2 separate regions of the Homo sapiens genome follow, and region 2 is linked to region 1. A link is a loop called in an ENCODE intact Hi-C map of the cell type or tissue named here. Cell type or tissue: heart left ventricle. All regions are shown on one strand.

Region 1 (5,000 bases):
CTGACTCAGTTCTCCTAGCAGACAGGGTCCTTTCTTTGCTTAAAAGTTACAACACCTGGTATACAGCAGCAATACAACTAAAGAAGATGAGTTTCAGACTACAAATAAGTGGCTGTTGAAACAAAAAGGACTACAATTATGAGATATGATTTCTCTTTTAGTCTTTAAGCCTTCTTATGTTCATATTTCTTAAAGTACAATATTATACCATGTGCTCCACACAGGAAGTGGAAAGAACAGATATTACAATCCCTCCCAAGCTACACCTTTAAGATGCAGCATTACAGATAAGGTTACCACACACTTCAGTGATCCACTATAATTGTGCAGACAACAAAATGCTACAGGAGGAAAAAAAGGCATTTTAACTACATTCATTCCTATCTAAAAAAGCACGTGTGCAAACTTACATATGTAAATTCAATAAAGTTCATACTTCCTTCTCTTTTCTTGCCAGACCTGAATAGTAAATCTGAAAACTTGGCTTTTAATTGCACTACTTGACTCCTCAAACTGAACAAAGTATTGTGTCCATAAAAACATCTGCTATTGACAAAGAATTGTACATAATCGTTTAAAAAAATCATTTTGGCATATCTTTATTGTAAAGCATTTTTTCCCAGTCCTAAGGATTTTCGGGTTTGAAATCAAGATGAACTTTTTATCCCACAGCAACTCTCCCAGAACTGTCCATTTAAATTTTAATCTAGAAAGAGAAGCTTGTCTAAGTCTCCTACTTGCTGTTAAAAGCTACCTCGGCCCCTCAATATAAACAGTCAGAAGACAGCCAACCATGTCTCAAGAAGATGGAAGTGTTCTGTTGGCAAATGGCCAGAAGACTAGCTCACCAGAACTGTCCAAATCAAAAACCTGTAATCAGAAAATTCCAGACTCCTCCTTCAACTTCCTTCCCAAATTCAAACTGGCCACTAAGATGGATGGACTTCACTTCCTCTCTAGTGCCTGTCACTGCCTTATTCTGGACCGCTCACCACTGCTCACTGCTCTTCCTCCCTGGTCTTTCCACCTTCAACCTTGCCCAACCCAGAGCTGTTTTCCACGCTGTAGTCATAATGGTTGTCTAAAGGGTAGATATGATCATGACACAGAAGAGAGCTCACGATCTGTGCCTCACTACCTTGCAACCCCACTCACTACCTGCCACTCCCTAGAAACACCCTCTATTTCTCAGTTGTACTTGATATTCTCGGTCTGCACCACAATCTTTGACGCCCCCAAAGCTTAAAGTATGCTTCTTTCTCTTCCTTGACAGCCTAACCAGTGCCTTTACCACGTGGCTAACTCTTAGTCATTCTTCATGACTCAGTCTGAGTTTTATTCCCTCCAGAAACCTTTCCATGCCCCTCTTCCTTGGCCCTATAGCACCTTGGTCCACCTACACAGAATTGTTCACCACATCATAATTGATCCTGTCTTTTGTCTTTCCTGCTAATTCCTTGAAGGAAGAACTCTTCTTCACCCCTGTATCTCCAGCATCAACAGTTCAAACACAGCAGCACTTTTTAAGTGTTTACTAAGTTTTGTTTTTTGTTTTTTTGAGATTGTAGTTACTGAAAAAGTGATAAAAAGCACGTGGACCTAAAAGAAATAATTCATAAATTTCAGAGTTGTAATAAACTCTGAAAATAATCTTTTTCAACTTCTTAATTTACAAATGAGGTTTATAAAAAAGATTTAAGAAAGATTTTTCCCAATAGCATGGATATGAGAGAAGGAAAAATAAACTAGTGAAGATACCCTCCCCTACCCCGAAAATCTTAAAACTGTCTAAGGAAAAGGTATCTGGGGAATATAATGGATAAATGGAATGCCATCTATTTCAGCACCAACCACACAATTCTATGAAGCGCATGAGGAGCTCTTCCTAGTGTCACCAGTAAAATACGCGTTTCTTCACCCAAGGCTCAAAGCTTCTACCTGTGTTTGTGCCTACAATTCCAAAACTGGCTCTTGGAACAGTCGCTTCCTCCACTGGGAAGGAGTTGCCACACCTGTAAAAGGAACAGGTTGTTTGTGATCGCTAAGGTCAACCTCTTATCTCTGATGGTCTCTGAATTTAGAGTACAATTTAAATATATAGTTAACATAGTCCGGGAGAGATACAGGGAAGGGGTGAGGGAAGTTTACTTACAATCAGGACTGGGTGTGAACGTTATGGGAACCTAGAATATTAGAGCTGGGGCTGATCTGGGATTACTCTAATCAATATCCTTCTTGTAGTAGCCGAGGGGACTGAAGCCCAGAAAACTTCAGGACCCGCCCAGGGTCTCCCAGTAGCTAGTGTGTAAGCTGAGACCAGAACTTGGCTCGTTCTCTCCCAGTCCTGAGCTTGGGCAGAATCACCAGCAACGCCAGCTCCCTTCCCTTTCCTTCAGATGGGTCTCGGGTCCAGAGCTGGCGCCCGCTAGCGGGAGGCCAGACCGGGAGGGCCAAGGCAGCCACCTGTGGCTTTCCCATCCCTCAGGTCCAGCAGTGCACATGGGGTGCCCCCGCGTCAACGCCGGAGGAGTGACCTTGCAAACCCGCGCCCCGCGGGCGGCAGAGCCGGCCGCTCACTGCCCGGTCCCCGGCCACCACGGAAGAGCGAAGATCTCTGCCAGGGCAGGAGCCCTAGCCCCGACCCGCGCCCCAAGTCTCTCCCGCGCGGCGGCTTCCGGCCGCCATGGTTTCCATAGCAACAACAGCACAAGCTGCCGGGTCCCAGAGACGCCCTAGGGTCAGAGGTCATCTCCGTGGCAACGGAAACTTCCCGCGCTACGGCGGCTCCAACGGGCCGCTTCCGCCGCATTGCGTAGCGAAGCCCCCGGCGAGCCGAGGCTGGGAGCGCGGTGATGGCCGGTCCCCGTGAGCAGAGGGCAGCGGCGGCGGGACCGGGGACTCTGGGCCAATGGGTAAAGCCAGGAGGAAGCCCGTGCCTGGCCCGTTGGGCTCCCTCCTCCTCAGAGCCGAAGCAGTCCACACTCGGAACCCAGCTTCACCCGGATTACCGAGGGGTTCCACGCCTGGAGGCAGAGCTGCAGCGTGGGCCCGCTCGCGGCTTTGCAGAAAACAAATAATGACACACTTCTCTGGAAGCCCGGGGCCTGGGCCCAGAGCCGTGGCTTCTGCCAAACTTTCTGGTCCCGGACACCAACTCCCCGCCTCTCAGCCCGAGGCCACAGCGGCCCAGCACCCTGCACCTTTTAAAGTGGCTCCAAAAAGGAGAAAGCCAAATAGATCAGGGTGGTAGGCGCGAGTGCAGGGAGCTGCGAAGTTGGAAGATTACTGCTTTTCAAACTGCCAAAGAGCAAAATACTAAGCGAGAAACTCCGTCCAAAGCAACTGGAACTCGAGGTTCTTTACTAATGAGAGTTCCAGTTACCATCTTCAGAGAAAGGAGCTCAAAAGAGGGAGTTTATTTTTTGCGGAATGTCTTCCTTGTTAAGAAGAAAATTAAAGATTAAAAAAGAAAATGAAGGGTCTGGCAACTATGAACCTAATGGTGCCCTAACGTTTGCTATTCTAAGGCCGAGAATGCCAGATGGGGAGAACGCCATGAGCTTTTGAGCTTGTGTATTTTGCGAGAGGCTCGAGTGTGAACAGTAGACTACAGGCCTTGAGACTGAGAAGGAAGCTATAAAATGTGGGCCAAGGGAATGTCTGCAGGACCGGGTTTCAGAGCACCCTATCGTGGCGGATAAAGAGCCACTAACAGCTTTTTTCTTTATTTAGTAGCCAAATTCTTGGTTGGCGCTTTGAGAAAGGAGTAAGCATTAAGCGAATTTAACCAAGTAAAATGTATCGTCCTGCCCTTTGTAGTCCCATAGTTCACTATCCTAGAGATACCTATTTTTCACTATTTTATTAAAGTGTATTGAAAACCTACCATGTGTCGTGAACAGAGTTTTTGTCAAGAGACAGTGACAAAGGCAGTGGTGCCCAGCAGTTGTTGGGTGACTTTCTTACATGATGTTACCAGACTAATCAAACAAGAACTTCACTGTTCCCTATAAAACATGTCTGCGACATTCATCCTTTTTGCCTTCAAGTTTAGGAAGTCCCTAAGAATCCCTCCTTTTGTTCCCTTCTCTTCATCATCCTACCTTTTACATTCTGACCAAAGTAAAAAAAATAGTGGCAGCTAGAGAACTACACAGGGAAAACATCAGGACATAGTTGGTCTTGATACAAAAGAGCTATTGCATCTCTAGAGGTATACGGGGAGCTGAGAAGTCTCCCTCAGAAAACTCCATGCCCTTCAGTACCCGGGTTCAACACATAACTAAACCTTGTACCTGGTACACAAGTCCTAAGGAACACCACACAGACTATGGCAGTGAGCAGGCAGATGTGTAAATAGGTGTTTCCCTGTCCCTATTTACAGGAGGTAAATAGTATTACCTCCACAGTCCCTCCTGGAGGTAATACTGAGTTGGGCTCAAAGGTTTTATTAAAAATAGGCACAGTGCAATGACTTGTTTAACACTGAAGAGAAGAGCTCCTGTTAGACTGTTCAAACAGCCCAACTGTTTCCCCTTAAGGCAAAAGACACTATTTTGAATAAATGCTTCCATTTTGAGACATCTACGTGGTATTTATAGAAGGCGTATGAGTCAATTTGAGTGAGGTATGATGCCAAAATGTGCAAAGGAGTGAAAACATTGGTTGTTGTCCTTGTTACCATATGTATAAAAACACTTCACAAAAGTCTCCAATGTTTGTGTTGCTAAAACATGGAAGACTGGGTTCGAACATTTTAAAGGAATGGTTCATTGTAGGAAACGTGAAGTATAGTATAGAATTAGCTTTAGCACTTTCAGAAAGTACTGCATCATTTGAACAAATTTTCTCAGTTATGGATGCTGTCTAAGATGAGAACAAGTTGTACAGCCAAAGTCATCTTCATTGTTAAAACTAAGTTTAGATTATCATGCATTGAATTTTACACTTATTAACTGGGATATACATTTCAAAAAAGAAAAATCTACTCTCCCAACAAG
Region 2 (5,000 bases), 200 kb before region 1:
CCTGTTTATTTAAAAGGTAACTATACAAATCAACAACTATAAAATGGTGCTGATGGACTTATAATCTGTAAATATTTATTCTTATATAAGAGCACAAAGAAAGGGGGAAAAGTAGAGCTATGTAGCAGCAAAATTTTATATACCACTGACATTAAATTGGTATTGATCCAAACTAAATTGTTAAGATACTAGTTATAATCCTCAGAGCAACCATTAAGAAAAGAATGTAAAAATACAATTAAAGAAATATTAATATTAATGGAATTAAAATGTTATACTAGAAAACATCTATTTAGCATAAAAGAAGAAAATAATGGAAAAAGAGAGAAACAAACAAACAAAAAAAGACATATAGAACACATGTGCCTGGACAACATGGTGAAACCCCATCTGTACAAAAAATACAAAAATTAGTTGAGCATGGTGGCCAATTGGAGGCTGAGGCTGGTGGATCACTTAAGCCCAGGAAGCAGAGGTTGCAGTGAGCCAAGATCACACCACTGCATACAAGCCTGGGTGACGCAGTGAGACCCAGTCTCAAAAAAAAAAAAAAAAAACTCAAATCAAAACAACAGTAAAAAAAACCCACATGTGGCAAAATGGCAGATGTAAAGCTTACTTTATCAGTAATTATACTAACACAGAACATTACATTTGGATAATGATTTTTCTGATTAAATTTGTTGTAGACAGACAGAAAACAGAATTAGATCAGTATTGAGATTACAAAGTGGCATTAGCAACAAGCAAGGAATTGAATCCACAAATGTCTCTTTGGAGAGAGGAAGCAGGATGTATGTGTCACCTCTTAATAGATTCATCAGGATAAACTAAACAGCATGTTCAAAAAGTTTATAGGATTGGCAAATAATGTTTTGGTAAAGTCATTAGAAACCATACAATAGCTATTATGATGATAATTTACAGCCGTGACAATCGTCTAGACAAGAGAATTAAGACATTACTGGTTCCAATTTTAATTTGAAACAAAGCTAACCGTATCATATTAAGTGCCCTAGTCTTGTGGCCTCCAGCCACTGGGTGAAAATGTTAAATTCATTTGCTATTTTTCCCAGAAGAGCTGACAGAAGTAGGCAGGGGTAGGAGAAATGAATGAGTCAATTGTAAAGAAATTTGGATTCAAGCAAAAAAGCCTCAGGAAAGAAAAAAAAATCCTTCCTGCTGCAGCAATGTTATCCAAACAGTGGGGTTCTCAGTTTGCCTAGTACTGAAGGACATCTGATAAACAGCCTCTGGTAAAGAAAAAGGTAGTGGTTTATCTTTTTAAAATTTTTATTTTATTTTTCATTGACCAATAATAATTGTATTTATTTATAGCATACAAGGTGATGTTTTGATATATGTTCACAATGTTGAATGATTAAATCAGACTAATTAACAAATTCATCACCTCACATATAATTTTTTGTGGCAAAAACATGTCAAATCTACCCTTTTAGCAATTTTGAAATATGTAATGCAATCGTATTTATTATAATCACCATTTTGTGTGAAAGATCACTAAAGGTTACTATTCCTGTCTACCAGAAACTTTGTACCGTTTGATCAACATCTACCCCCTTTCCATCCATCCCCCTTTGTCAGGCCCTTTTCAGAGATAAATCACTGGTGGAGACTAGAATGACTGTTACCAGTGGTTTATCTTTGAAGAGTCCACACCTGAGTCCAGATTTTGTTTTTTTGGTTTTTTTTTTTCTGCTCTTACAATGTAAACTTAAAGCAAGATGGACTCTAGTGGTCTCAATGATAAGGAGAGAAAATAGAAAGGAAAGACCTATTTCTGTGAGTAGTATCTGCTAGGATGGGTTCTCAGGACACAGTTATAGACATTCCATTGTAAGAACAGGTATTCATTTACATTTGATGAATGTACAAATCAACCACATTTAGTTTTCCTATTGAGGTTTTATCGTACTCTCTCCAAGCCAATGACTTCTTCACATTCTCCTTTTGGCCCTTCTAAAGTGGATATCAAGTCAAAGTATGAGGTAGTGCATTTCAGAATCATGAGTAGGAAACAATTTCAAGACCCAGAGCCTAACCCCTTTACCAGCACCAAGTACTACTGCCCTAGACCCAGGGGTACACTGGAAGGTATCCTGGCCTGGAAAGTACAAATTGAGCTCTAGGTGGGGCTCTTGCTTTTCCTGAGACCTTGGCCAAGTCACTCAACTTTCCTGACTCTCTCAGTTTCTTTACCTAAAAAAGGAGGAAGATGAACTGGTTGAGCTCTCTTGCATCTTTAGAATTTGGCGGTTTTAGATGCCCCTATCATATAAAATAAATCTCTCAATTCCTTTAAAATAAATATATTTATGCATAAATAATTATATATTTATACATAATAAAGCCATAAATACAAATATCAATATATTTACACATATATAGATACATATTGATATCTTTTATATGTAATTATATATACATACGTAGCATAACACACGTATAGATATACATATGCTATATAAACAAAATATATTATGATAAAAGTGTTTTGAAACAGTCTCCCAACAGCCCATCCAAAATAGTTTTAGATCATTACAAAATTATTTCAGGGTCTCAGAATCAAAACACAGAAAAGCCTCACGGTACACAGTAGCCCACTCCTGATTTGAGATGGCATTAATCAATGAGAAACCTCTAAATAGAGGGCAACCAATATTGTGAAACATGCTGTCTGAGTAGAAATAGCCTCAGAAATCATGGCGAAGCAACACTTTTCTTTTTTCACTCTCTAGCCATGGTCCTCTTCTAACTGGGCACCGACTCTTTCCTCCTCTCCCAGCTTTATCCTTCCCCTACCCGCCCTGGCGCAGAGTTGTCATCTTATGACTCTGGAACCCCCTTGCAATGTGCTGTTTCTGTACCTCACCTCTTGGAGGTAGATGTTGCAGTGGCAGCCTCAAACAGGGATGCTTTTTTAGGCACCATCGGAAGCCACAGCACAGTGCTAGGCAAGAATCAGAGGAATAAAACACAATCTCCTGGAGCTGATGGTCCAGTTGTCCCAACTGGAAAACGAAGTTAGACCACAGTGGTATGCAAAGTGTCTTCTGACTGTAGAATTCTCAGACAAATGAATGCACACCAGTGCCAAATATAACACATTAATTTTAATTGTAGCCCTCTAGAGAGGATGACCTAGCCACTGAGTGAAGATTTCAGGCAGGTGGGCCTTTCTGTTTCCACCGAAATTATATTATATTGGCAGCCACCTAGTCTTAAAATTGCCTTTAGGAAGGCGTAGGAGACTGAATTGGAAAATGCAGCCAGGCAATTTATGGGAAAATTGAACGGAGCGTCCCTCTGAGTAAGGAGACAGGGCGTGGTAATGTCAGTCCTCCTTCTAAAGACCAGAGAAAATTTCTGTTCCACCTGATAAACTCTGTATCCTTTTGGACTTTGTAAATATTGCACTTGGAATTGACTGTCATTTAAATATTGAGAGGAAATCTGCCAAAGTTATTTGATTAGTCAAATGCTTTAAAGATTCATTAAAATACCAACCCTGTGGGATGAGGGGAGGTATTTTATTCAATGCCTTCCTCATGTGGTATCTCTGACATGGCTTATGGACATCCTCAGTAGTTCCAAAGGGATTAAATGTTTAAGTTCCTGGAACAAATGGAAAGTGCTTACTCCTCACTCTTTGTCAAACTCTAAAACTACGACTGCCTCAGTGAAACCCCCAATATCCTTATGTCTAAATGTCACAATGATGATGCAGGTCTTGAAATATACAAAGAACTGGCTTAAGCTGATATAAATCAGAACCTGAAACACTATTATTTCACTACTACAAATAGTTTAAAGTTTGTAAAGATGTGTAGGTGGTTCTTAGTTTTATTATCTTTGCTGTGAGTCACTAATATTGCTTCATAGTGGAAACTGTCCATTTAAACTAAAATAAATCTTGTCCACAGAGAAAGCTGGTATTGGTTGCTTTTTAGTTAAAACAGTGTAAAGCCTTGGTTTAATAGAGAGTTCGTCTTTCTTCTGAGGAATTAAAACATGTTCATACAATAGATTATCTTTTTATATCTTTCCTTCTACCACTTTACCTCTAATACTAGGATAACTAGCTAACATTTAATGAATGATTTCTAAATGCTAGGTGGTGAGTTGGTGAGTTAAAGTGGCTTTCTATGGATTATTTGTCTTCAGAACAACCCAATGAGCCAGGTACTTTTGTGACTTGATGAAGATAAACAACTTGATTAGGTAGCAAACCTAGTTAGTCATGGAGCCAGAAACCCAATCTTTGACACTAGACTAGATGAATTCATTACAAAGTCTTTCCAAAGGGTCCGTCTATCCAGCCTCTTCTTTTTCATATTTTCCCTTAGGCATTTTCTGTTTGGAGAGTACAAAAGACCTCTAACCCACCTCTCTGATCCCATGCTGTAACCCACTCCACAGCCAGTCTACACTCTAATCTCACGCACTGCAATATATTCACTCATGTAATCCAATCCTTCAGAAAAATCCAAACTCACACATCCTTCGCATTCACAATTTTCTTCTTTCTCAGTGTGCCACATGCCAGACTTTAGAGCGTGTTTCTCTCCCTATCTGAGACCCCATCTTCTTCTGCACCTCAAACCCACTTCCTCCAAGCAAGCTTTCCACAGCACTTACTAGGCACATTACACTTTGGGGATGCACCCTTGTCCTGGATTAAGAAAATAATGTATGCTGCAATAGAAAGATCACAGGGCTTAGCATCCAGAGACAGGTGTTAAAATCCTGTTTCACTTGCAATTTTACTTAATATCATGTGGCCTCAGTGTTGTCATCTGTGATGGGGAGTCATTACTATCTGCCGCATAGAGTTGCTAATAGGGATTAAATGAAATTGTGAACACACACACACATATATGCACACACACAAATATATGTATATATTTATATGCATATACTTTCACATATGTAGAATTTCATTTAATCCTTGTTATATTTATGCATGAATATATGTGCAT

The links. A loop is a pair of places that touch in the nucleus more often than their neighbours do. Peaks named below come from ENCODE experiments on the same cell type or tissue, not always from the same donor. Only the 100,000 strongest peaks of a DNase experiment are listed, where the experiment ranks them.
Region 2: a loop joins it to region 1, with 3 times the contacts of the local background. A loop is called at or near these places in 8 of 110 quality-filtered maps.

What each region holds. Positions count from the first base shown.
Region 1 is chr13:102,391,820-102,396,819 of GRCh38, forward strand. FGF14-IT1 (FGF14 intronic transcript 1) reads right to left here and starts at 2,700. Exons shown (of 4, transcript NR_036486.1): 1 at 2,535-2,700; 2 at 1,939-2,012. It overlaps FGF14-AS2 (FGF14 antisense RNA 2), which reads left to right and starts at 2,759. Exons shown (of 1, transcript NR_036487.1): 1 at 2,759-3,886. It also overlaps a transcript of FGF14 not described here. RefSeq lists an enhancer at 2,606-2,835. In heart left ventricle, a CTCF peak has its summit at 2,429; a DNase peak (open chromatin) is centred at 2,742; H3K4me3 peaks cover 1,900 bases; H3K27ac peaks cover 1,437 bases.
Region 2 is chr13:102,195,253-102,200,252 of GRCh38, forward strand. It overlaps a transcript of FGF14 not described here. Among named protein-coding and RNA genes, the nearest start is that of MIR4705, 150 kb to the left of the region's middle. In heart left ventricle, a CTCF peak has its summit at 2,164; no DNase peak of the experiment used is centred here; H3K27ac peaks cover 342 bases.